Regions from separate parts of the Homo sapiens genome. Here all the other regions are linked to region 2. Evidence: read pairs that join two places in POLR2A ChIA-PET (ENCODE). Cell type or tissue: HepG2. All regions are shown on one strand. Links, peaks and the distances in the headings refer to the core of each region. The heading gives the core; the rest is flanking DNA.

Region 1 (5,867 bases), core at 562-5,561, 70 kb after region 2:
GGAAGGTAGAATTCAGGCTAAGACTGGAAGTGTGGGTGAGAAACATTCGGAAAGGTAGGAAGAAGGTGCTCCTGGCAGAATGAACAGTGAGTGTAAAGGCCCTGAGAGCAGAGGCAGGGAGGGAAATAAAGCTTAGGAAGACAGTCACCGAGGCCCTGAATGGGACCAAGGAGAACGGGCTGAGCCTATGGGTGGTCAGGCCTGGGAACTGGCCATTCCTGCTGCTGGGACCTGAGCACGGGGGAGGTGGGAGGTGATGGCCCCAGCCCCTTGTAGGCCTAACACCCCTCCCCAGCAGTGAGGTGGGCCTAGGGCAGCGGGGGCCGTAGGGCCAGGTCACAGGAGGAATTTTTACAGTGGCATGGCTGGGCCCTGCCCCCTCTCAGGATACAGAGAAACAATCAAGTCCTATGAAATAATAAACAGTGCCAATACTTCAGTTATCAAATATGCAGCTTCACAACCCCGCAGCAGCTTGAGAGCCAAACATTTGTCTAGACGTGGTGCCTTCTCTGAGGCAGGTTTTGTTTGTTGTTAAGAAGTGAAACCTTCTCCCAGCCCATCTGAGTCAGGAAGGTTGGGTTTATTTCATGGCACTTTTAGAGGAACTGGAAGCCAGATATGGGGTGAGAGGCCATTCTGGGGTCTGCTGTCATTTAGGGGGATCCCCTGCTGAGAACATCCTCGTATTAGCTTCCTGTTGCTGCTGTAACAGATTGCCACAAGCTAAGTGGATTAAAACACCACACATTTAGTATCTTACCGTTCTGGAGATCGGAAGTCTGACGCACTCTCAGTGAGTTAAAGTCAAGGCATCAGCAGGGCTGTGTTCCCTCTGGGGGCTCCGGGGAGAATCCTTCCTGGCCTGCATGCCTTGGCTCGTGGCCCCTTCCCATCTTCCAAGCCAGCCAATGGCTGGTGAGTCTTCGTCACATTGCATCACTCTGACACTGGTTGCTCTTTCTCCCTCTTCCACATTTTAGGACCCTGTTGGTGACAGTGGGCCCACCTGGATAATCCAGGATTATGTCCCTATCATTATCCATAATCTCATCCACAAACTTAATGCTCATTTGTCATGGAACCTAACGTATTCACAGGTTCTAGGGATTAGGGCATCCCTGAGGGCGTTATCCTGCCCACCACAGTCCCCCTGCCCTATTCTGGAAGCTGAGGAAATAGGGTTGAGGAGGAAAGTGAGCCCAGGCCGTAGCTGGAGAGTCTGCACCCTCGGCTTGGGGCTGCCTCCAAGTGGCTTACCTTTCCCACCGCCTCCAACCCCACCACAGCTGCCCCATCACTAACAGATCTCCCCCAACCCCTGTTCTTTTCCTAAATGTTGGTAAAATGGTCATTAAGTAAAGCAGCATTTTTTCCACATCCCTACCCTTGACTTACTTTTTCTTTTGAGATGGGGTCTTGCTCTGCACCCAGGCTAGAGTGCAGTGGCATGATCATAGCTCACTGCAGCCTTGAACTTCTGGGCCCAAGCAATCCTCCTGTGCGCCACCACGCCCAGCTACTTATTTTATTTTTATTTTTAATAGAGACGGAGTCTTGCTATGTTGCCTAAGCTGGTCTAAACTCCTGGGCTCAAGCAATCCCCCCATCTTGGCCTCCCAAAGTGCTGGGATTACAGGCATGAGCCACCACATCTTGTCCCAACCCTTGACATTTTAGAGCCAACCATGCTTTGTTCCAGGGGTCTGTCCTGTGCACAGCGCAATATTTAACCACATCCTTGGCCTGCACCCACTAGCTGCCAGTAGCACCTCTCCACCCAGTGGTGACAATTAAAAATGTCTCCAGACATTGCCAAATGTTCCCTGGGAGGCCGTCGCTGGGGTTGGGAACCACTGAGGTAACGCGTTGGATGTGTCTGTCTTCCCTGCTAGCGACACTGTGTCCGGCACCTGCAGAGGGCCTGCCGCTTAGTATGTGCTCAACACATATTGGTTGAACGAATCAGTGAACCTATGTTAACTTTCTTAATGAATAAATCTATAAGTGTGCATGTATAAAATAGACTCCTGGGTTCCATAGACTGGCTGCCTGAGAGTCACCTGGGGATCCTTTTAAGAAGTCACATTCCTGGGGTCCAATCACAGAGGATTGGGGTACAGCCTAGCAATCTGTATTGTCAAGAGTGCTTCATCAGTTCCCCCAAAACTTAAACATATATACCATATAATCCAGCAATTTCCCTCCTGAGTATATACCCAAAAGAATGGAAAGCAGGGACTTGAACAGATACTTGTTTGCAAATATCCATAGCAGCGTTATACGTAATAGCTAAAAGGTAGAAACAGCCCATGTGTCTATCCACAAATGAATGATAAACAAAAAGTTGTATACCCATACAACAGAATATTATTCAGCCTTCAAAACAAATGAAGTTCTGACACATGCTCCAACATGGGCGAAGCTCGAGGACATTACGCTAAGTGAAAGAACAGACACAAAAGAACATGTATGATTCCCTTATACGAGGTATCTAGAGTAGTCACAATCACAGACATGGAGTGTAGGAGAGAGGTTGCCGGGAGCTAGGAGGAAGGAGGGAATGGGAGTTAATGTTTAATGGGTTCAGAGTTTCAGTTTGGGATGATGAAAGAGTCCTGGAGATGGAAGGTGGTGATGGTTCCACAGCAATGGGAACGTCCTTAATGCAGCTGACTCGTTCACCTAAATAATGGTTAAACTGGTACATTTTATGTTATGCATATTTTGCCATATGCAAAAAATGGTGCTTCATGCCTGCCAGGTCTGAGAATCAGTAGTGTGCGAGAGGAATGGGGAGCAGGGGATGGACCCGTCGAGTTCTAACGACCCTCCCAGGCCTTGCAGCTGCTGGGATGGGGACATCAGACTCTGCTGAGCTAGGGTTTAGGCTGATTTCTTGAGAGGGTGGCCCTATCTGGGCGTGCACAGAAGAACCTCTAGGCTGCCTGAATGAGGGCTGCGGCTAGATGAGGATTGGCTTGTCTGGAGGCCACATGTGCTGTCCCCCGGGCAGCTGCTGCCCAGCTCCGGCTGATTCTTGCCATGTGGGGTGCCTGGCTGTGGGAGAGACGTCCAAGGTCTGGATTTCGATGTGAAATCTCCTCATTTTTATTTATTTCAATAGTTTTGGGGGAACAGGTGGTGTTTGGTTGCATGGAATGTTCTTTAGTGGTGATTTCTGAGATTTTGGTGCACACGTCATCTGAGCGAGGTACACTGTAGCTAGTGTGTAGTCTTTTATCCCTCACCTCCCTCCTCCCCTTCCCCCAAGTCCCCTGAGTCCATTATATCATTCTTGTGCCTTTGTGTCCTCATCTGAGCTCCTGGGAATCTCCTAATTTTTCAATGTTGGCAACTGGTTCAGTGAACAAGCAAGCAGACAAACAAGCCACCTAAGGGTCACACTGGTGACCCTGCGGGCCTCCGGTCTGGCTTGCAGCTTTTCTGGGAGCTCACAGGCTGGGTCCCCAGCTAGATCCTTGCTCCTGCTCCCGTCATGGCTGCCGCGTCACTCCTGAAGTCTGACACCAGCTTTCTCTTTGATCCTCTGAGAATTTCTCTTGTATTCAGGGCACCCAAAATGGTGGTTTACAGAGAGAATAGCAAGAGCCAGGGCCCAGGGTCTGGATTCTGCTCAGGCTGGGGTCTTGGCTCTGCCAATTATGAGCCACGGGGCCACAGGTGACTTGCTACCTTTCCCCCATGCCTTGATTTCCTCATCTGTCAACTGGGTATATCATAGTTCCTGCCGGCCAGGTGCAGTGGCTCATGCCTGTAATCCCAGCACTTTGGGAGGCCAAGGCAGGCGGATCACTTGAGGTCAGGAGTTTGAGACCGGCCTGGCCAACATGGTGAAACCCTGTCTCTACTGAAAATATGAAAAATTAGCCGGGTGCGGTGGTGCACATCTGTATTCCCAGCTACTCGGGAGGCTGAGGCAGGAGGATCGCTTGAACCCGGGAGAGGCAGAGGTTGCAGTGAACCGAGATCGTGCCATTGCACTCCATCCTGGGTGACAGAGTGAGACTCTGTCTCAAAAAAAGAAAAAAAAAAGTTCCTGCCTTGTAGAGTAAGGGTGAAGCCTGCAGGTGAGGGGCTTGGCCCCGGGCAGGGCCAGTGCATGGCTGAGCAGTATGCGCGTGTATGTTTATATGTACATGAAATGTGTGTGCACTTGTGTGTGTGGCCCCCGTTGGCAGAAAGAGTGAGCGTGGCATGGGTGATTTCTTCCTCAAAGAGTCATTCTGAGGATTAAACAAGATAATGTACAGGTGGAGCCTCACCACGGCAGGTGCCGCCTCACCACGGCAGGTGCCCAATACGCATTCCTTCTGTCCCTCGGAGTGTGAGGCCTTGGCCGTCTGTGGAGATTTGAGAGGAGGACACTGGGCTAGTTGGAGAGGAGGGAGTTGGGTTGAAGATGCAATGAGAGGAGAGGAGAGAGACTCCTCCCCATCAGCACTCTCTCCTGCTTCCTGGAGCAGGAGCAGAGTTCTGGTCCCATTCTCAGAGGCAGGTGCACTGGCTAATCAGGGCTATGACCTTGCTTTCCAGGATAGCTTGGATGACAGTTAAGAATCCCCAGTTCTGTGCCTACTTTTAAACACATGCTACCTTGTTTTCCCTCCTTTCAGCTTTGGGAGGAAGGCCTTACTGTCTCCACTTCATGGATGAGGACTCAGAGAGGGCGGGTGCTTGTCCAGGCTTGCCTAGGCAGCAGGGGATGGCCACAGGGCCAGAGCAAGGTGGAGGACAGGTTGGGCTGGCTGGGAGAGGGCTGGAGCTGAGTGCCACTGGGCTCCCCTGGGTTGCTGGTGTGCAGAAGGGGCCTTGTCCTGCCCAGCTGGTTCCTGGGAGGGTGACAGAGTGGAGGGGCTGCATACCCACCCGGAGCAAGCAGACGAGCTACATAAAATCCTGATAACCAAGGGGCACAAAGGGCTCCATGACCTGTGGTGAGTCATGGACAGATGGTGGCTAAGCGCCACTGTAAGGGTGGAGAGTGGGTGACGGCACCTTGGTCCCCAGGAGCCCTCTGGCCACATGGCACAGCAGTGCCTTCAGGTCCAAGGCCCAGATGCTGGTGGGCTCAGGGACACTGAGGCCCAGAGCTTCACCCCATCGCTGTTTGCGCCTGTGCACCCTGACACCTGTCCATCATCCCTTGGACCAGGAGTGCAAGGATGACGGGAACACCTGTGTGCGCCTCATGTGGTTCTGCACGTTACACGTGACTGTTCATTACATGTGTTCATTACTAGTGCACATTCATTGTGCGTGTGCATGTTCATCATGTCCACGTGCTCAGTACTCGTGTGCACTGGGGAGGATGTGAGGCAGGGCGGGCCCCTCAGGAGTCCCTCCTTCCTTCCAGCCTCGGAGACTCTGGGGTTTGTGAGGAGCAAGAAGAAGGCGGTACTTGACAAGTGGAAACTGAAGTTCTTGTCCCCCAACATCTAGCCTCCAGCTGGGGAAGGAGACTCTCCACAGAAAGCAAGAGGACAAAACGAGGGCCATGAGGGGCCATGGGCACCTGCCTGTGCCTCTGCCCCACAGGGATGCCCCAAGCTAAAGGGGATGTTCAGACGTGGCAGGCCTGGCCCCTGCTGTGGGAAGGCTGTGGTCTAGTCTAGGGGAACAGCCGTGGGGGATGCCTGGTGTGGGTGGGGTGCAGGGGAGCCCTAGGCCTCACTGCTAGGGGGCCGGGGTCAGGCAGGACTGTGCGGGATACTGGGGCTCACAGCCCACCTGGGAGGAAGAGTGTGTGTGTTTGTGTGTGTCTTGGGCTGGGGGTGTGTCACTGGCTTGGCCTACAGCCCGTCCCTCTGTCTCTCAGCCCAGGAGGCTGGTGGGCAGGCTCACTG
Region 2 (5,867 bases), core at 359-5,358:
GAAGGATAAGGCAACGTCAGAGATAGTCATTTTCTTTAACTTTTTCTTTTTCTTTTATTTGAGGCAGGGTCTCGCTCTGTCACCCAGGCTGGAGTGCAGTGGCGTCATCACAACCTATTACAACCTTGATCTCCCAGGCTCCAGGCATCCTACAGCCTCATTTAAATTTTTTTTTTTTTTTTGTACAGTCAAGGTCTCACTTTGTTGCCCAGGTCTTGAACTCCTGGACTCAAATGATCCTACTGCCTCGGCCTCCCAAAGTGCTGGGATTACAGGCATGAGCCACTGTGCCTGGCCCTACACCACATATTCCATCCACACTTTTTCCTTAAGTCAGCACCTTGATGACTGGATCAGAGCTACACACAAAATTGGAAGTGAACGTTGGAGAAAGTGGCTTAGTCATGACCTGTGTTTATCTCCTCTTGCTCTGAGTAAAGAGGATGTGTAATAGAGTATGTTACTATATTTTTCATATCCCGATGCCATAGCCTGTGCTGCCCAGTCACACTGAGAACAATGCAGTTCTCATAGATAACCCGTTGTTGGGTGATATGTCTATTTCTAGGCATCTCCACGCTCTCCTATCGAGGGCCTTTGCAACAGTATTTCCCATGTTCCATCAGCGCGTCTGCAAAACATGAAGCAGCTTCATTCACCCAGAGACTCCTGACCTTGTGCATGAGGGGAAAATGTTTCTGGTTTTGTGTGTGTTTTCAATGACGAACATTTGCATTCTTTCCTCCCCTCACTTTTTTTTTTTCTCACGTTGACATTAAGAAACAACAACAAAACGCTGCTTGCTCCCAAACTGTTTGAATTTAAAACTCTGAATCTTAATTTGCATAGACAGTAGTTCTTTACAAGGAATGTGAACCATTTGACAGAATTTCCTGAAGGAACAAAGAGCCATGATTTCCTGATTAAAACCATGTTAAAACAAAAAGCAGACTATAACCAAAAGGCTCTGTAAGAGTATTTCTTGTTCAATCAGATTTCAAAGGCAGCACAAGCTGGATGTTTATGGCATCACCAATGCCTTTCTGTGATGCCTGAGCTTTTCAAGAACATACTCAGAACTTTGTCTTAAGCCTGTCTTTACTCGGAGCTGTCTCCCGAAGCCTTGGCCTTCCTCTCCGCAGCTTCAGTTACTGAGTCACTGGAACAGAGGAAGAAGCCCAGGCTTCCATTCTGACAGGCTGCGAACATTTATCTGGAGTTGTAATTGTCATACTCCCACGTTATTTTCTTGCTGTCTTCTAAAGCGATGATGAAAGATGTCTGGGGGAAAGAAAATAAAACAAAAAACCTTCTAGCATCTACACACCTAAAGCAGGGTTTGTCAACCTTGACACCGTTGCCATCTGGGGCTGGATAATTCTTTGTCATGGGGGCCGGCCTGTGCGTTGGATGATGTTTAACAGCATCTGTGGCCTTTAGCTTCATAGTTATGACAACCAAAAATGTCTCCAGACTTTGTCAAATGTCCTCTTGGGGGTAAAATTGCTCCTGGTTGAGAACCACTCGCCTCGATTTTGGTGGTCTAGAATTTGCAAGCTGCTTCTCCGCCCTGTGCATATCCAATCCTCAGCCCTTCCACTAAGGATTAGAACTTGATTTTCTTCTTTTCATCCCACCCTCCCTGCCTTGAGATATTGCTGCATCTGGACAGATGTGCCAAGTACAATTCTGGCTCAGGTGACTGAAGTCTAAGTCAGACATATGTCTTCACTCTCCCTGACCATCCCTCTTGCTGCTGGCCTGCGTGGCGTGCTCGTGCCGATAGGGGCAGCTGTGTGAGTAGCAGGACCATCCTGGAGACAGCCATGCAAAGGGAAACCATCTGGGTGGGGTGAGCTTGCCAGCCCCAGCTACAGGTCCTGGTGGAGTTGACAGTTGATGGATCACTGTGCTGTGACCTCTGGGCAGCCCAGGCCTGCGACGGGCAGAGAGCTGTCTTGTTTCTCCTTTTGGAACCTGAAGGGCAGAGACAGGGTGAAGTTGCCAGGAGAGGCTTTCAGCTGGATCCTAGGGGCCAGCGTGCAGCCCTTTCCCAGGGCTGGGGGTAGGGGAGAAGTGTCTCTCTCTGGGCCGTGTGGATGGGCCAGAACCCTGAGCTGGGTGCAGAGGGCTACGCTGGAGAGGCGGGGAAGGGCACTGGACCGGGTGTCTCGAGACCTGGGCATGGTTTTAGTTCTACCCCGGGTAGCAGCACGATCTTGTGCAAATAGTGTCTTCCTTCTGGTCCTCATGTTTCTCGTAAAGCTGACTTCCAACTAGAACAGTCTACCTTTCTATTTTTCTCCTGATTTGTAGAAAAAGATGGTGCTGTTAAGAGACGGAAATGTGGCCTTCCTAAATTTGCTTTGAGTCCTGAGTTCCTGATTTGGGGGCAAGTGTCTGTGAAGGGCTTGGGGTCACTCTGTGGCTTTTGCCTCATTTTTATGGGTCGTAGAGGATACCTCAATAAATAGCATTTTTCTTCCCTGAACAAATTGAGAGATGAGGCCATGGTTGAAACTTTGAACTTTGGAACTTGCCCAGATGTATCAGGTCAGTCACCCTCCTCCCCTGGGGCCAATAAACCAAGTGTTCCAAAGGCCAGGTGGTCTTAGGGAAAATGATGGACCCTGAAGGGTGAGGGTCATGGCCAGTGTGGACTACAGAGGATCCCCTAGCCACACTGGAGAGGGGACAGTGCCCTGGTTTTCCTGATACGCCCCCTTAGTGCTCAAGGCTGGTTTCAACCCTGCTGTACTAATCTGCTGATGAGGGAGAGTTGGTGGCTCAGTGGTGACAGCACAGGTTTGACAGAGGGTGTCTACACCACCCAGTGCCCCCTTGAGCTCACATCTGAGGGTCTGTTGAGATTACAGAGGCCCTTGATAGAGTCCGAAATTTGAAGGACAAGCAAGGAAGATTGGAGCATCTGTGAACTATCTCCAGTTCAGCATTGCATTAGAAAAGGAATTACATCAGGTCACTGATGTCTTCTCCTAACTCAGTGATCTCCACAGCCCCCTGGATCCTGCCAGGCCTGTGGAGAAGAGGGACAAGCCAGCCTCCCCACCACCCCTGCCCTCCGTTCCTTTTATATTTAAATCAGAAGCTTAGGCTCCTCCGTGTAGCTGCTCTATTTTTCATGCCTCTTGCCTGGGTCTAAGCCCTGGAGCTTAGGGTGCTGTGATATGCTTGCGGGATGCTGCCCCACCACGGCTGGAACCAGGGCTTCAGCCCGGCGCACACCCAGCTCGTTTGGAGGTCACGGCTCACCATAAAAATGGTGTGAGTGGCCAGCTCTTTTTTCACTGTGGCTCTGGGCAGCCCAGCCCAGCTCCGGGGTGGATGCAAGGCCTGAGAGTGAACTTTGTTGTGAATGATGACACAATTCCAGAAAAATGCAGTGTCTCCCAGATACGGCTTCTGGAGCTTTGCCTGGGGTGGGGGGCTGGAGGTTGTTTAGTGTTTGGGTTCCTGGTGGTTCTTTGCCCCAGGGGTGTGTGTGTGTGTGTGTGTGTGTGTACACATGTGTGTGCGTGCATGCTTTTTCATGAGGCACACTTATTTTCAGATGTTCACATGGACTCTTTTTGAGATTCCCCAGGGGAAAAGGAGAAAGTACAGAAAGCCGTGACACCTGATGGAAAATATTACGCTTTAGTCAACAGGGCTGATGTGTCTCCTCTGACTTTGCCTTTAAACCAAACCACACCACAGCGGGGAAAGATGAGCCACACATGAGGCCTGCTGGGCCGGTGACTGTCCCCTAAAGTGGGACTCTTGTAATTCTAAGCGCCTTTGAAAAATGCTTTCAGAATCATCCAGTACTTGAGTTGTAGGGGGCCTGAAAGGTCATCTTGGCCCAGTGGCTTGTTTTAAAGGAGGAGGAAACTGAGGGCCAGAGAGGACCTATGACCCTCCCAGGGTTGCACAGCTAGAACTCAAATCCTGTCTCTTGATCCTCAGAGAAGGGTTTGGTCTGTTCTGTTCTGCCCTACTTTAGTTTTTAGACAGTGTATTGTGATAAGTTTTAGATTTTTTTTTTTGTACTCTGCTCTTATTCATTCAACAACTCTGGGGATTTACTGGGGAACAGGCAGACCTGGTCCTTGTGCTCAGGGGGCTTACAGCCTAATGGGAAAGGCAGCTTGGAACAAGAAACCGTGCATGGGATTTGTAGCGGGTGTGGCTATCTTATTTCTGGCCAGTATGGGGAGGGAGAAGGGGTGGGAGTTGATGGCTGGGGCACGGAGGATGTCATTTCAGCTCTGTGGCCTGGGTCAGGTGCCCAGCCCAGCAATCTGAGTGTGGATGACTCTGGACTATTTCTCCAGGAGGAGGTGGGATTCACAGGCAGAGACATATCAAAACAGGGACCTTGGGATGTATGATGTATTTTGTAAGAAAAAAATGGAAAAACAGGCCGGGCACGGTGGCTCACGCCTGTAATCTCAGCACTTTGGGAGGCTGAGACGGATGGATCACCTGAGGTCAGGAGTTCGAGACCAGCCTGGCCAATGTGGTGAAACCCCATCTCTACTAAAAATGCAAAAGTTAGCTGGGCATGTTGGCAGGTGCCTGTAATCCCAGCTACTCAGGAGGCTTAAGCAGGAGAATTGCTTTAACCCAGGAAGCCGAGATTGCGCCATTGCACTCCAGCCTGGGCGACAGAGCAAGACTCAGTCTCAAAAAAAAAAAAAAAAAAAGAAGGAAAAACAGAGTAGAGCAGGAAGCTCTGTGTATGTATGCGCAGGTAAGGTCGTCAGGTGGGAGGAGGCCAGGAGATGAGCCATTTGGAAGCCCGGAGGTGGCCTTGACTTCCCTGATGGGAGGAGAGAGAGCTGCTGGGAGAGATAGGATCCAGGGAGGGGTGTGGCACAGGCTTCTGGAGGGACAGCAGCTATGGCCAGAGGTGGATCTCTTATTCTCAGGGGTATCAGGGACCCAGGCTCTTTCCACTTGGAACACAAGATAGCAGGGGCCTTTGTCACCAGCAGGATGGAAGCTGACACACAGGACACCCCTTCCAGGAAGCTTTGTCACATCGACTTCACCTAACTCCAATGACCTCTCCCTTCTGAGTCCCTCTGCACTTAGAGGCTCTTTCTGTTTGGACTGAGTGGTGGTTTTGGAAAGGCTCTTGTGTGATTTTCACTGGCGTGGACTCTTCCCCAGATGCTCACTTTGTACTAACACCGCTGGCTCATTATCACAGAGTCATGGAGCAGGCACTGAGACTCAGAGAGCTCTGTGGCTGCGCAAGGTCAGGGTAAAGGTGGGACTTCAGCCTCACCAGACTCCAGAGCCTCTGGCCGTTCCCGCCATGCCTGCTGCCCCCTGTCCTGGTGTGTTTTCTGCCCATTCTCCCAGACACGGGCTCCTTGAGGGACAAGGTGGTGAGTTAGCCCTCTTGCTTCGAGCCATCATTTATCATGGATTGTGCTAGCAGTCGTAGGTACACAGACGAGCAAGGCCTGGCTTTGCCCTCGAGAGCTGACCGGGTTGTAGAAGCTGGGATGCAGGGAGGGCTCTGGGCCCAGGGAACAACCACTTGAGGCAGCCAGGGAAGGCTTCTTGGAGGAATGACACAGGAGCTGGCTTGGGCTATATAGTCTCTCACTTTGCTGAACTTCCATTTCCTAGTAAGTAACTTGGATATGACTGTGAAGTTATTGCAACCATTGTGTAAAATAGTTATTCAAGCAAACCAGTTTGAAACCCTTTGCAAATAGAAGACACCGAGACTTGGTATTGACAGTCCTCTGTCAGGAGAGGATCCCAGTCTTGGCCCAGCCTCCACTGCACACTGTCCCAGGAAAGCCTCCCAGAGCCACCCTCTCGCTGCCTGCAGGGCTGCCCTTCAGTGG
Region 3 (5,867 bases), core at 245-5,244, 64 kb after region 2:
TCCAGCCCCTCTCGCCGCCTCCTGGCCTGACAGTTCTGGCAGCTGCTCCCTGGCCTGGCTGTGCCCACATCAGAGTGTCAGCCCTTTGAATGGAACCTGGGGCTGGATCCTGCACAACTCGGCCCATTCCTTAGGTCTCTGAAGTGGTTCTCCTCATGTGAAAAGAGCCAGTCCCCACCAAGTGGTGAAGCTGGTGGTGCCAGCCGCGGAATGCACCCTTGGACAGGGAGAGGCTCTGTGCCCCCCAGACCACCCCACTTCCCTCTCTTGCCTGCCACCTGGGGTCCTATGCTCAGCTAGGAAAGTGCGGGATACACTCAAAGGCAGCAGGACCATGGCGCCTAAAAGCTCCTGATGCTTCCTGCCCCAGGGAACAGTGGACCCATGCCATCCAGAGGCACTGCACAAGCCCCATCTCGAGAGATTCTGGGTCACAGGTATTTTGGCAGCCCTTCATGTTTTCTTCTAAACCTCTCAATCTGGGGATAGTTACTGGGAGCAGTCTCCTCCTGACGCCACTAGACCTTGACCTCGCAGCTCCAGCACTCTGGGGCAGCGTAGTAATGGAGGAACCGAGGGCAGGATGAGGACTGAGGCTGGATTCCCCATGATTCTGGAGATTGTGCAGAAAGGCTGTGTAGAGAAGGTGCACCGAGTCAGGGACCCAGGCAGGGGCTGGCTGTTCTCAGAAGGTGAGAGCCATAGAGACAGAACGAGACCCTTGGCCTGTATCTGCCCCACTCCATCCCTTCCCTGCCTTGCCCACTCAGTGGGCTCCCCATCGTCTGTCTCACTTATGGGGATCTTCAAGAAAACTCTTGACAGAAGCGGCTCTGCGCCCTGTCCTGGTGTAACCCTCCTGGATCTCAGGTGAAGAAACTGAGGCCAGAGGGGTGGTGCTTTCTCCTACCCCCGCCCCATACCAGGGGCCTGTCTCCCTTTCACAGTGGTTGCCAAGTGCATCGGGTTGGAGAAAGTACCCTACAGGCTGAGGTCACCTCAATACACTTGGCTGGAGTCATGTTGCTTCTGAAAAGGCTTGAGTCACTCGGTGACGCAGCCCCTGATCAGGCCTGTAATTGGGATCTCGCCTTGTTCGGGCCTGGATGAAAAGAGACTTAGAATCAGTGAGAAGCCACATGCCCACCTCATCAGTTTCAGCTGGAGGTGCCTCTCTGGGGGTGGCAAAGGTGGCAGAGCCCTGGTGGATGGAAAATAAGCATCAGTGGAGGGGAGGGAGGAACAGGAGGCAGTAGACACAGGGGTAACCCATTCTCATCAGAACAGCTGGCCGCCTCCACTTTGCCCAGGCCAGATCTGACTCTGAGAACACCCACAGCCTCCCCACGGTGATATTTTCTGGAAATCCAGCCCTGCTGGCAGCACAGTGGGAGCTGAGTCCTGAAAGCCCACCTGGGTAGAAAAGAACTGGATGGAGTCTTTAGTCCTGCAGACATCACAGGCAGAATTGTGACACTGCCTTCCACTCTGCAGATGAGTCATCGGCCTTTTGTGGCTGGGAACGCGGTAGAGTGATCCTTCCACATGCAGTCACTGCGACACCTGAGACCCTCCCAGACTGATTCAGTTGCGTTGAGAGCAGCTTCTCCGGTTTTCAGGGCTTTCCTTCCTCCCCCTCCAAATTCATAGTCGAAAGACCCCGCTTCATGACATAGTTTGGGTTTCTAACAAATGTGGTCCCCTGCATTAGCATAATGCTGACTTTTCTGAACCACAAGCCAGTTTCTGCTGGGAAGTCCTGGGGTCTCTGTAACCTGTGCCCCTCGCTACCCCATGTCCTTGTGCCTTTAACCAGCAGTGCCCCCAGACTATTCTGGAAATGGGGGTGATAGTTTCTGTGGCCCCATTCCTGCTACGTCTGGTTGTGCCTGGCCCCAACCCAGGGGCTTCTGCTCTGAGCTGAGAGCTGGGCTGGCCATGCCATGTCACCCTGCCCTCTCCATACAAGGACCAGACCCACTGAATTGTTTCAAACTCTAGAGTCACCTGTGACATGTGGCCTGGAGAGAAAAGATGAGTTGGCCAATCAGATTTGCTCCTTGAGCCTTTGGAATCAGGATTCTGGGAGATGGGTAGTGAGCTGGGCTGAAGGGTGCTGAAGGTTCCTGAAGACATAGCAGCCTCAACAGCTGCAACACAGTTCTAACTACCCAGGATTAGTGCAGACATCACAAATGAAGAGCACAGTCTTCACAAGACCACCCTCACTCCAGGCACCTGCCACAAGGGTGGGGGTCCCCAGGCCACTGGCACTTCTGACCACGGCAACAGATTCAGGGATTCCCCTGAAGCTCTCAGGTTGGATAATTCGCTAGACTCCCTCGCAGAACCCAGTGCAGCGCTACACTGACAATTACAGTTCTATTGTTGCAAAAAGATACCCAAACCCTTGACAGGGAGAGGTGCCCAGGGCAAGGCCTGAGAGTCCCAGATGTGAAGCTGCCATGGATGTGCCACCTCCTGGCACATTGGTGTGTGATTACCAGGAAGCTCACCCAGGCCTCAGTGTCTGGAGTTTTTACTGGAGCATCATGATTTTGGCATGATTGATGGAATCACTGGGCACATGGTCGAACCCAGTGTCTGGCCCCCCGTCCCTCCCTGGAAGTCAGGGTGATACCACGTGGCCCAAAGCCTCAACCTTCTAATCCCATGGCTGGTCTCTCTGACATGCCCAGCCCCCCTCATGAGTCATCTTGTTAGCGTAAACTCAGATATGGCTTCAGGGGCCTACCATGAATGAAAAAGACACTCCTATTACTCAGAAAATTCCAAGGACTTAGAGACTACCTCTCAGGAACCAGGGACAAAAGCCAGTCAGATTCTTTATTATACAGTGACAAGTTGGGGCCTATGCAAAGACGTGAGAGTGTCCTGATCTGTGGAGATGCCAGGAGTCTGCCCCAGAGGAGTGTGGCCCATGGGAAAACAGGCCCCCACTTATTCAGGGTCCAGAAAGCACGGCAGGTCCACTGCGGATCCTGCCTTCCCATCCCCAGGGATGACTCTCTTTTCTCTGGGATCTGTAAACAATAAAGGTCCAAGGGTCACCAGAAGGCAAAGAGGCATTCAGTAGATGGGTGTGTGTGTGTGTGTGTGTGTGTGTGTGTGTGTGTGCCCAAAATAGGTGTGAGGCTTGAGGTGACTTCTGCCCAACTTCACAGGGAGATGATCAGGGCCTGGGGGAGAGTTGGGGGGAAGCGGCCCCTGAGGCTGTCTCATTGGCCCGGACCCCTCAAGGCCGCAGCTGAGCAGTGCTCTCCCTGCAGTCTCCCTTAGGCTTTCCGGTATAGGAGGGGCCTCATACGGTTTGCCCTGCCCCTGTGAGTGGCCCTATTAATGGCTTTAAGCCTGCCAGGCATCCTGCTGTGAGAAGAATGCCTGACTCAAGTCAGGCAGGACGCAGCGACCTTGTCAGAGTCAGAGCCCAGGATCACCAGATTCTGGAGCTGGGAGGAATATTTTTCAGTCAACTTTTCCAAGCGTGTGTGTGTCTCTTCAGGTCCTTTTTAGAAGACGTAGACAGGGCAGAAATAACAAGTCAGAGAGGAAGAAATTCCTAGAAAGAGTGGTCCCGTCATTCCTTTTCTCACTGATTTCCAGGCACTTTCTCTTGACTTACAGCAGTGGTTCTCAAAGTGAGAGTGCATCAGAATCACCTGCAGAGCTCATTAAGTTACTGATGCTGGCCCATCCCCAGAGTGTCTGATTCTGTAGGTCCAGGGTGGGGCCCAGGAAGCTGCATTTCTAACTGGCTCCCAGCGATGCTGATGCTGCTGGTCCAAGGACCACCGAGAACCACTGACTTAAGGGCAAGAAGGAAGCTCCTTCCAACAAATGCATGGAACCTTCCTCAGTTTCCCCCGTGGAACCTTTCTCTGATCGATTGCACATTTGTCACCAGGGAGGAAAAGAACATTAGACTAAGAGTCAGAACAGCAGAGCCCTGGTTCAGGTTATGATACACACTCCCTGATTGAGGCAAGGTTCTTTCCTTTCTGGGACTCTATTTCTGAATCTGTCAAACGGGTTCAATACTAGGACCTACGTCACGGGGGTGATGTGAGGATTGAACTAGATGACATGTTACTGGTGCAAATTCCCTGACTCTGAGGGTACAGCAAAGGCCATATAAGCAGTCCAGGGTCAGTTGTTTTGCACAGGTCTATCCCATCCCTCCCAAGGATGGTATGTGAACCTGTTGGGCTTAAAGGAACCCAGTAAGTTAGACCTTAGACCGTCCACATCACCAGTATTGCGGGCTTTGTCAGTGTCCTTTGGAGGAGGGGGCTGGGCTGGCAGTTCCACTCCACTGTGCCAGGTGATCACAGGGCTCTGGGGGCTGTAGGCCGCTCACTGCTCAGAATCCATCATCGCTGCACCCCAGCCGCATCCCACTGGGCTGACACTGCCACAGGGACAATGCCTTCCTGGAGCTCAGGTCGTCCCACTGCCCTCCCCACAAGCACTGCACCTCCCCCATCCTCAGCTTCTCCCTTCTGTTCTCCACACCGGTTCATTTCAGCCCCTGCCTTGAAAACACAAACACCACTCTCAGAAACAGCAAAGGCAACAAGAATAACAGCAAGCCAGTTTCTTCCCCCACCAAGACAGCCTCTTCTCCCATGGCAGTTTTTTGGGTGGAATGATACCGTTATTCTTCCCTGGGTTAGCCACAGGAGCAAAAGAAACGCTTTAGTCTCTCAGTAGCTCACTGTGACAAGTGCTTGGCCCGTGCTTAAGAATCAGTGGCTTTTTATTATTACTTGGCTTCTGCCTTCCATCAGGCACTCCTTTCCCTGATAGGACATGCCCTCCTCCTGCGGGGCCCCCACCCTCCTTTGTTGGCCACTCTCCTTCCTCCTGCCCTGCCTTCCCCTTAACATACTTCCCCAGTCTGGCAGGAGGGCACCTGCTGGAGGACATCGCTGGCAGCTGGCAGCCGAGGGGGCCCCCAGGGCTGGAGAAAGCAGGAGTGAGAGTGGGATTGGACAAGCAATGCCCTCCCTAGAGTCTGTCCCTTCTAAAGGGCCAGTGGCAGCCCGAGCCATGAATCAGGGGACACGCCATCTTGCTGTTGTCCGCCTTTCTCCAGGTTTTGTCTTGGACTCCTTCCGATCCGAGGCCACCTTGGTCCTCTGGTGCCTTCCCCAGAGCGGGAGCCCCCCTGATCGGCCCTGGGCCTCGGTCACTGCCATTTTCCCTTGCCTGGCGGGGCAACCCTTCTCCATGCAACCTCTCCTACCTGCCTGGCTACAACCCCAGCTGTCTTGCTCATCTTTGCTCTTTGATGCATGGAATGAGCTGGATGAGGTCAGGGACCATGTCCTCTTCCCTGACTCATTACGGGTACCTGGAAGGTAAACCCTGAACAGCAGAGGATCCTTTGGGAAAGCAAATAAAGCCGGAGGCTCCTCGGGACAGGAAATAGCGGTGAGCCAGTGCCAGCAGAAGATTGTGCTCCCGCCTGGGTGTGTGGCTTATTCCCTGGCTCCATTAATTCCTCTCCCTGAGCCTCAGCTTTCTCATCTGTGAATAGGGTCAGTACCTCCTGAATGAGGGCCAAATGTACAGTGCCCAGGTCAGTGCTCAGCCCAGAAGGCTGGCAGGGAGGGAGGTTGTCATTTATTCCTGCAAGCATTCATGCCTTTACCCAGTCAGCCAAGTAACTTAATGGAAGCTTGCAATTAAACAAGAATTAGCTGCACCCGCCTCCTTCCCGGGAGCAGGTCTGACCTGAGCTGGGAGAGGATGTGATCCAGACAGGGGGCTCTGCCTTTTCAGGGCAGCATGAGAAGGGACACTAGAGCTGGAGCTTGAAGAACAAGCATTCCTGGCAGAGAAAG
Region 4 (5,867 bases), core at 564-5,563, 160 kb after region 2:
GATAAAGAAACTGAGGCCCCGAGAGGCCCAGCTTGGAAGAGGAGACTGGAATCTTCCTTGTGGGGCTTTCTATAACTCTGTGCTAGAAACAAGGAGAGGAGGCCTCAAAAGGGATGCTTACTGACTTGGTTTTCCTTCTCCCACTGGGGATGGCCGGCAGCTGGGTTTCAATTCCTCTGAGGTGCTTTTTCTTTAAGCCAGTAAGTGTCTAAATGCTGAGACATTCGTAATGTCTGTGCAAAGCAGAGAAGTTGGCTGTTGCCGGAAGTTCTACTAGTTAAGCACTAAGTCATTAACTCTCTGGGTTTTAGTGGAAGAGGTGAGAGAAAATAGCATTAATTTAGCACCTACTGTATGCGACATGCTTTATAGCTTTAGTGCATTCTATCTTCATGACTATCCTATGTAGTAGACACTATTGTCCTTGTTTTACCCAGGCAGTCAGAGTTCTTTAGCTCATAATGGTAAAACAGGGGAATTGAAAACAGGGAGGCTGGGCATGGTGGCTCATGCCTGTAATCTCAACACTTTGGGAGGCCAAGGCAGGAGGATTACTTGAGGCCAGGAGTTTGAGACCTACCTGGGCAACACAGCGAGACCCCCATCTCTACAAAGAAAAGAAAACTTGGGGGGCTGGGTGTGGTGGCTCACGCCTGTAATTCCAGCACTTTGGGAGGCCAAGGCGGGCAAATCAGCTGAGGTCGGGAGTTCAAGACCAGCCTGACCAACATGGAGAAACCCCATCTCTATTAAAAATACGAAATTAACCGGGCGTGGTGGTGGATGCCTGTATTCCCAGCTACTCGGGAGGGTGAAGCAGGAGAATCGCTCGAACCCAGGAGGCAGAGGTTGTGGTGAGCCCAGATTGCATCATTGCACTCCAGCCTAGGCAACAAGAGTGAAACTCCATCTCAAAAAAAAAAAAAAAAAAAAAAATTAATTAGGTGGGTATGGTGGCGCATGCCTGTAGTCCTTGCTACACAGGAAGCTGAGGTGGGAGAATCACCTGAGCTCTGGAGTTCAAGGCTGCAGTGTGAGCTATGATTGCACCACTGCTCTCTATCCTGGGTGACAGAGCAAAACCCTGTCTCAAAAAAAAAAAAAAAAAAAAAAGGCAGAAAACACAGATGCAAACAGATACTAGTGTGCAAATATTTATAGCAGCATTATCACAATGGCCAAAAAATGGCAACAACCAAAGTATCCATCAACGGATGAATGGATAAGCAAAAGTGGTCTATCACTACACTGCAGTGTTCAACCATATAAAGGAATGAAGCGCTAATACATGCCCCAATGTGGATGAACCTTGAAAACATTATGTGAACTGAAAGAAGCCAGACATAAAAGGCCACATATTGTGTGATTCCATTTCTATGAGGTATCTAGAATAGACAAATCCATAGAGGCAGAAAGTAAGTTAGCATCTACCAGGGGGCACGTGGGAGGGAGGGAGTAGGGAGTTGCTGCTTAACAGGTACAGAGTGTCTGTTGGGATGATAAATATTTTTGGAACAAGATAGAGGTGATGGTTGCCATGATGAACGTAATGAATGCCACTGAATTGTACACTTTAAAATGGTTGAAATGGTGAAGTTTATGCTATGTCTATTTTACCACAATGAAAGAAAAAGAGCAAGAAAAGAGTGGAATGTAAGCTGGCCTGTCCGATGCTGGAGCCTGTGATCTTTCTCTTCCTCTGCGTTGTCTTCTTGAAAGTTAACCAAAGACAAAAGTTCCCACTGAATCAGCTTCCCAGGTGTAGCAGGGGGCAAGCAGCAAGGCCGGGGAATGAGCAAGCCCCGGAGGCGGTGTCGGGCTGACGTCCAGAGGCTGTGCATGCCAGCGCCCTCCGGGGCCCAGCCCAGCTCCTGACCCCCAACCTGGGCCTCGGCTTCCACTCTGCGCTGTGTCCTTAGCATCTTCTCACGTCACAGTCTCCTGCGCGGCATATTTCATGACTGTGTAATTGTCCTTCAAATAGACACACCCCACCCCTCACCAACCTTTCCTGGAAAACAAATTGTCTTTGCCCACAGCCTGATTTCATCTTGGCGCCTCCTGACGCCCTTGAGGCTGATGTGCCTTGCTGGAGCTCCTCACAGTGGGCCAGGGCAGGCCCATCTAGGTCCTTTTTCCTTTCTCATGACCATCCAGGTCAGAAAATTGGAGGTTCCTTTGATGCTGGCAGAGCTGGCTCTGCCTCTGACCCTGTCCTTAATGTGTGTGCATAGTGTTTCCTGTCCAGAATGCCTCTCTTTTGGAGTGGCGGCAGACAGAAGACTCAGCCACAGGCTTCCTGAGGGCACCCCCAACTCTGTCCTGGGTGGCAGTGATCCTGGTCCCTGTGGCTTGGCAGGCCCTCCCCATCCGTGGACCTTGGGCAGAGAAGTGGCATCACGTGGCTGAGGTGAGGGGCAGGTTCTCTTGAATTTCCTGGCTCGTAGGAGATTCCTGCCCCCTGCCCCCCAACCCCTTTATTTTGCAGCCCGAAGGGATGAAGTCTTCACTGGAGAAAAATCCAACATGATTTCGGATTGAGGAGGGTGGTGGGTGTTCTGGAAGAAGGAAAGTTGGCGGGCCCTGCCCTCGCCTATCACGCACAAAGAATGAGGGACACTCCCCACCGTTTCCCCACCGTGAACATCCCCAGCACCTCAGGGCCTGGGCTCCATGTGTCAGTGACCTGCATGTGGTTGCATTGGCCTGAGCGGAGCTGGCTGCATGCAAACCACTGGCCAGGAAGAATCCCACTCCTGCTGCTGCTCCTGCAGCTGCGCCGGGTCCCGCGAGCCCCCGCGTGCGCGGCCTGTGTAAACAGTGCGTCATCTCCTGTTGCACACTTTGGGCCTGCGGGTCACGACCAGGGATTATCAAATTGACAGAGCTCAGCTGGCCTCTCACTCCACGTCCGGGCACATTGCATTTTGTTAATTATCGTCTTTTGCTTTTGACGTAAAGGGTCGGGGTCTGGGTCAGGGTCACTGTGTATTTTCCTTTCCTTCTCATTAAAGTTGCCCAGCTCTCAGGGCCCCCAGTTAAATTCTGCCAGCGTTTAAAGATATCTTCCCTCGCTTCCCGACCCCTAAGCGCACTTCTTCCTTATTTCTGTGAAGCCACTGGAATAGCAAAGGAAATGTGGGTCAGGGTCTTTCAAACCCAGTCCATTTTATTTTTCTTGAAGGGCTGCAGCTATTTCTGAAGGGCTGGGTTTTTCTACTTTGTTGGCCCAGAGAACATGACACGCTGGGTCTCAGGCTGACCAGGTCAGCAGGGCACTGTGAAGGGGCTGGAACCACCCCCGACGCTTTGCAGCCCCAAGGCAAGGCTTGCTCCCAGCACTTCCCAGCCACACGGCCCTCACTTGGTTGCTCATAGCCCTGAGCCTGCTGTCTGCCTGTGATCCTCAGTGCAACCCTACCATCTGAAAGGGGTCTAGAAAAGTGTCAGTTCTGCCATTAGGAAAAGTGAATTCATCCAGAGCTCTAGTCTTGGAAGAGTTCCTAGCGCACAAATGGCATGAGCTGGAGGATAGAAGGGTCCTCCCTATTGCCTGGCTAAACCCCCTTTACCCTTTGGGCCATGATCAAACCTCTCCACAGCCGTGGAGCCACCTGTGTCTAAAGAGGCCACCTCTGTGAGCGCTCTCTCCTAGGTGCTGAGGGGCTGTGACCTGCACTCTACAGCCTGCAGTCCTTGCTGACCTTGAACTCCTGCCATTGGCCAACAGAGTTGGTCTCTGGGGTCCTTAGGGTGGACCTCATGGCCTGGGCACAGAATGGGCACTCAGGGAACCCGTATGGCTGATGGACCCCAGCTGAAGAAGCTTTCCGACTGGTCACTGGAGCAGTGGCCCCACCTCCACCTCTGCTCACAAAGACAGCTCCCATGCCTTGAAGTCTCTTCCTGGCCTGGTGGAAAACCCAGCTACCCTCATGGTCACCACCAAAGAGGTACAAGAGATCCTCAGCCAAAGAATTAAGGAGGTTGCAAGAGTGGTGGTGTGTGTCTGCACCATGATGGAGTCACAGGCCTTTCGTGGATGCTGGTTACTTCTGAACACTGTGTCATGGTGTCACTCCCACTTTCTCCTCCGCCAGACACACAAGACTCCAGAGAGCCCAGAGACCCCTTAGACTCTAGGTCTTTGGACTGTTCACCAAGGAAAGATAAAAATGGCAGACTGGATGCCATCTTCCTAAAGGCATCATGGCCTCTGGAAGGGCCCTGGAGAGGCCCCTTTGAGAGTTGGAGACAAGGGAAGATCCAGAGTTTCTTTGAGGGGGGACTGAAGCTTAAATAACTTGCTGAGCATGCTTTTTAAGAAAAAGAATAGGAGGTTAGGTACAAAAGTGAATATTGAGAAGGAGAAAAGAAATCACAACAAATTACTGAGGGCTTGGAGATTCATATCCTTTTCATCTGTGACCTCAATTTCCCGGAAGTGCTTCTGTAGAAATGCTCTGTCTCCCAAGATAGAGCATTCTGTAGCTCCCAGGACTACAAATAAAGGACTACTCCGTCTCAATTAACAAACAAACAAACAAAACCCTAAAGCTTCGGCCTCCTCAGCTTCATTGCAGATCTGCTTCTTTTTTTTTTTTTTTTTTTTTTTTTTGAGATAGAGTCTTGCTCTGTCGCCCAGTCTGGGGTCCAGTGGTGCGATCTCGGCTCACAGCAACCTCCACCTCCTGGAGTCAAGCAATCCTCTCGCCTCAGCCTCCTGCATAGCTGGGACTATAGGCATACACCACCACGCCTGGCTAATTTTTGTATTTTTAGTAGAGACGGGGTTTCATCATGTTGGCCAGGCTGGTCTCGAACTCCTGACCTCAGGTGATCCACCTCCCTCGGCCTCCCAAAGTGCTGGGATTCCAGGCGTGAGCCACTGCGCCCGGCCTCAGATCCGCTTCTGATTGGAGGCTGTGCCCACCTTCATGGGAAACGGTGAGCATCACCTTCCTTTGAACTCAAAAGAGGCACAGTGAGAGCCTTCCAGCCTCGATCACAAGGACCTCTACCCACAGGCTGCCGGTCCGGTGTGTCTCTGCCTGGCAGGGCTGTGCCTGGCACGGTGCCCGGGCCGTGCAGTCCATCGCCTGGGCTGACCACGAGGACACCCCGGTGAAGAGCTGGGCGTGCTTGGGCCGAGGGCTGCTGGATGTTGGCATCAGGCCCAGGGTGGAGGGAGGGACAGGCCACGAGCCCGCACAGCTCGTGAGCGTGTGGCCGGACTGATTTATTTTTCTCCCCAGTGACCCCGAAAACCAAACCCTGCCTTCTTTCCTTTGGTCTGTTCTTGTCTGGGGCTTGTGGATCACGTCTCCTGCCTGGCCATGGACAGAGAAAGGAACCACTCCAGACGGACGTGAGGGTGTGTGGCAGTGGCTTTTCCACATGGCCCTGAAGGTTTTGATTAAAAAGGTGGAAGAATGGTGCTTTTTCTTCCTGTCAGCCAGGCCTTAAATCAACCCTCAAGTGAGGAAATGCTCTCTGCGCCTGCTGCTCAGCAAACCTTTTTCTCTGGTTGTGACCGTATGAGCATGTTTAATTGCAAGCCAGGGTTTAGGGTTGGAACAGCCCCCATTCGCCCCACCACCCTCTGCTTTCCCCACCCCAGACCCCGTCGCTGCAGCTGGGTGAGCAGGGCTGAGTGAGCTCAGGGAATCGGAGCTCGGCGAGACGAGGGGAGCTCTTGGCCGTGTGAAGAGCACTTGGAGGCCTCCTGCTCACCTGGCCTAAGCCCCTGATTTTACAGATGGTGAATTCGTCTGGATTCTTGGCAGCAAGTGGCAGATACTTTCCTCCCAGTTGCTCAAACAAAGAGGGAATTTACTGCAGAGATGAGGAGGAGGGCGTTCTCTCCT

Evidence for each region. ChIA-PET counts read pairs that join two places held together with the same protein. Peaks named below come from ENCODE experiments on the same cell type or tissue, not always from the same donor. Only the 100,000 strongest peaks of a DNase experiment are listed, where the experiment ranks them.
Region 1: POLR2A ChIA-PET joins it to region 2 with 20 read pairs; 7 of 35 experiments call an interaction of 5 or more read pairs at or near these places.
Region 3: POLR2A ChIA-PET joins it to region 2 with 20 read pairs; 17 of 35 experiments call an interaction of 5 or more read pairs at or near these places.
Region 4: POLR2A ChIA-PET joins it to region 2 with 20 read pairs; 5 of 35 experiments call an interaction of 5 or more read pairs at or near these places.

What each region holds. Positions count from the first base shown.
Region 1 is chr10:119,320,592-119,326,458 of GRCh38, forward strand. All of the region lies in intron 1 of GRK5 (G protein-coupled receptor kinase 5), which reads left to right. Among named protein-coding and RNA genes, the nearest start is that of GRK5-AS1, 16 kb to the right of the region's middle. In HepG2, for the core only: a CTCF peak has its summit at 1,743; a DNase peak (open chromatin) is centred at 2,570; H3K4me3 peaks cover 1,014 bases.
Region 2 is chr10:119,250,352-119,256,218 of GRCh38, forward strand. The region is part of intron 1 of GRK5 (G protein-coupled receptor kinase 5); the gene reads left to right. Among named protein-coding and RNA genes, the nearest start is that of GRK5-IT1, 45 kb to the left of the region's middle. In HepG2, for the core only: CTCF peaks have their summits at 1,800 and 3,165; DNase peaks (open chromatin) are centred at 1,830, 3,370 and 3,660; H3K4me3 peaks cover 1,472 bases.
Region 3 is chr10:119,314,247-119,320,113 of GRCh38, forward strand. All of the region lies in intron 1 of GRK5 (G protein-coupled receptor kinase 5), which reads left to right. Among named protein-coding and RNA genes, the nearest start is that of GRK5-AS1, 22 kb to the right of the region's middle. RefSeq lists enhancers at 497-1,696, 755-804, 871-1,165, 935-984, 1,189-1,822 and 5 more. In HepG2, for the core only: no CTCF peak of the experiment used is centred there; DNase peaks (open chromatin) are centred at 1,505, 2,705 and 3,055.
Region 4 is chr10:119,407,251-119,413,117 of GRCh38, forward strand. The region is part of intron 4 of GRK5 (G protein-coupled receptor kinase 5); the gene reads left to right. Among named protein-coding and RNA genes, the nearest start is that of MIR4681, 32 kb to the left of the region's middle. In HepG2, for the core only: no CTCF peak of the experiment used is centred there; DNase peaks (open chromatin) are centred at 1,021, 2,121 and 2,851.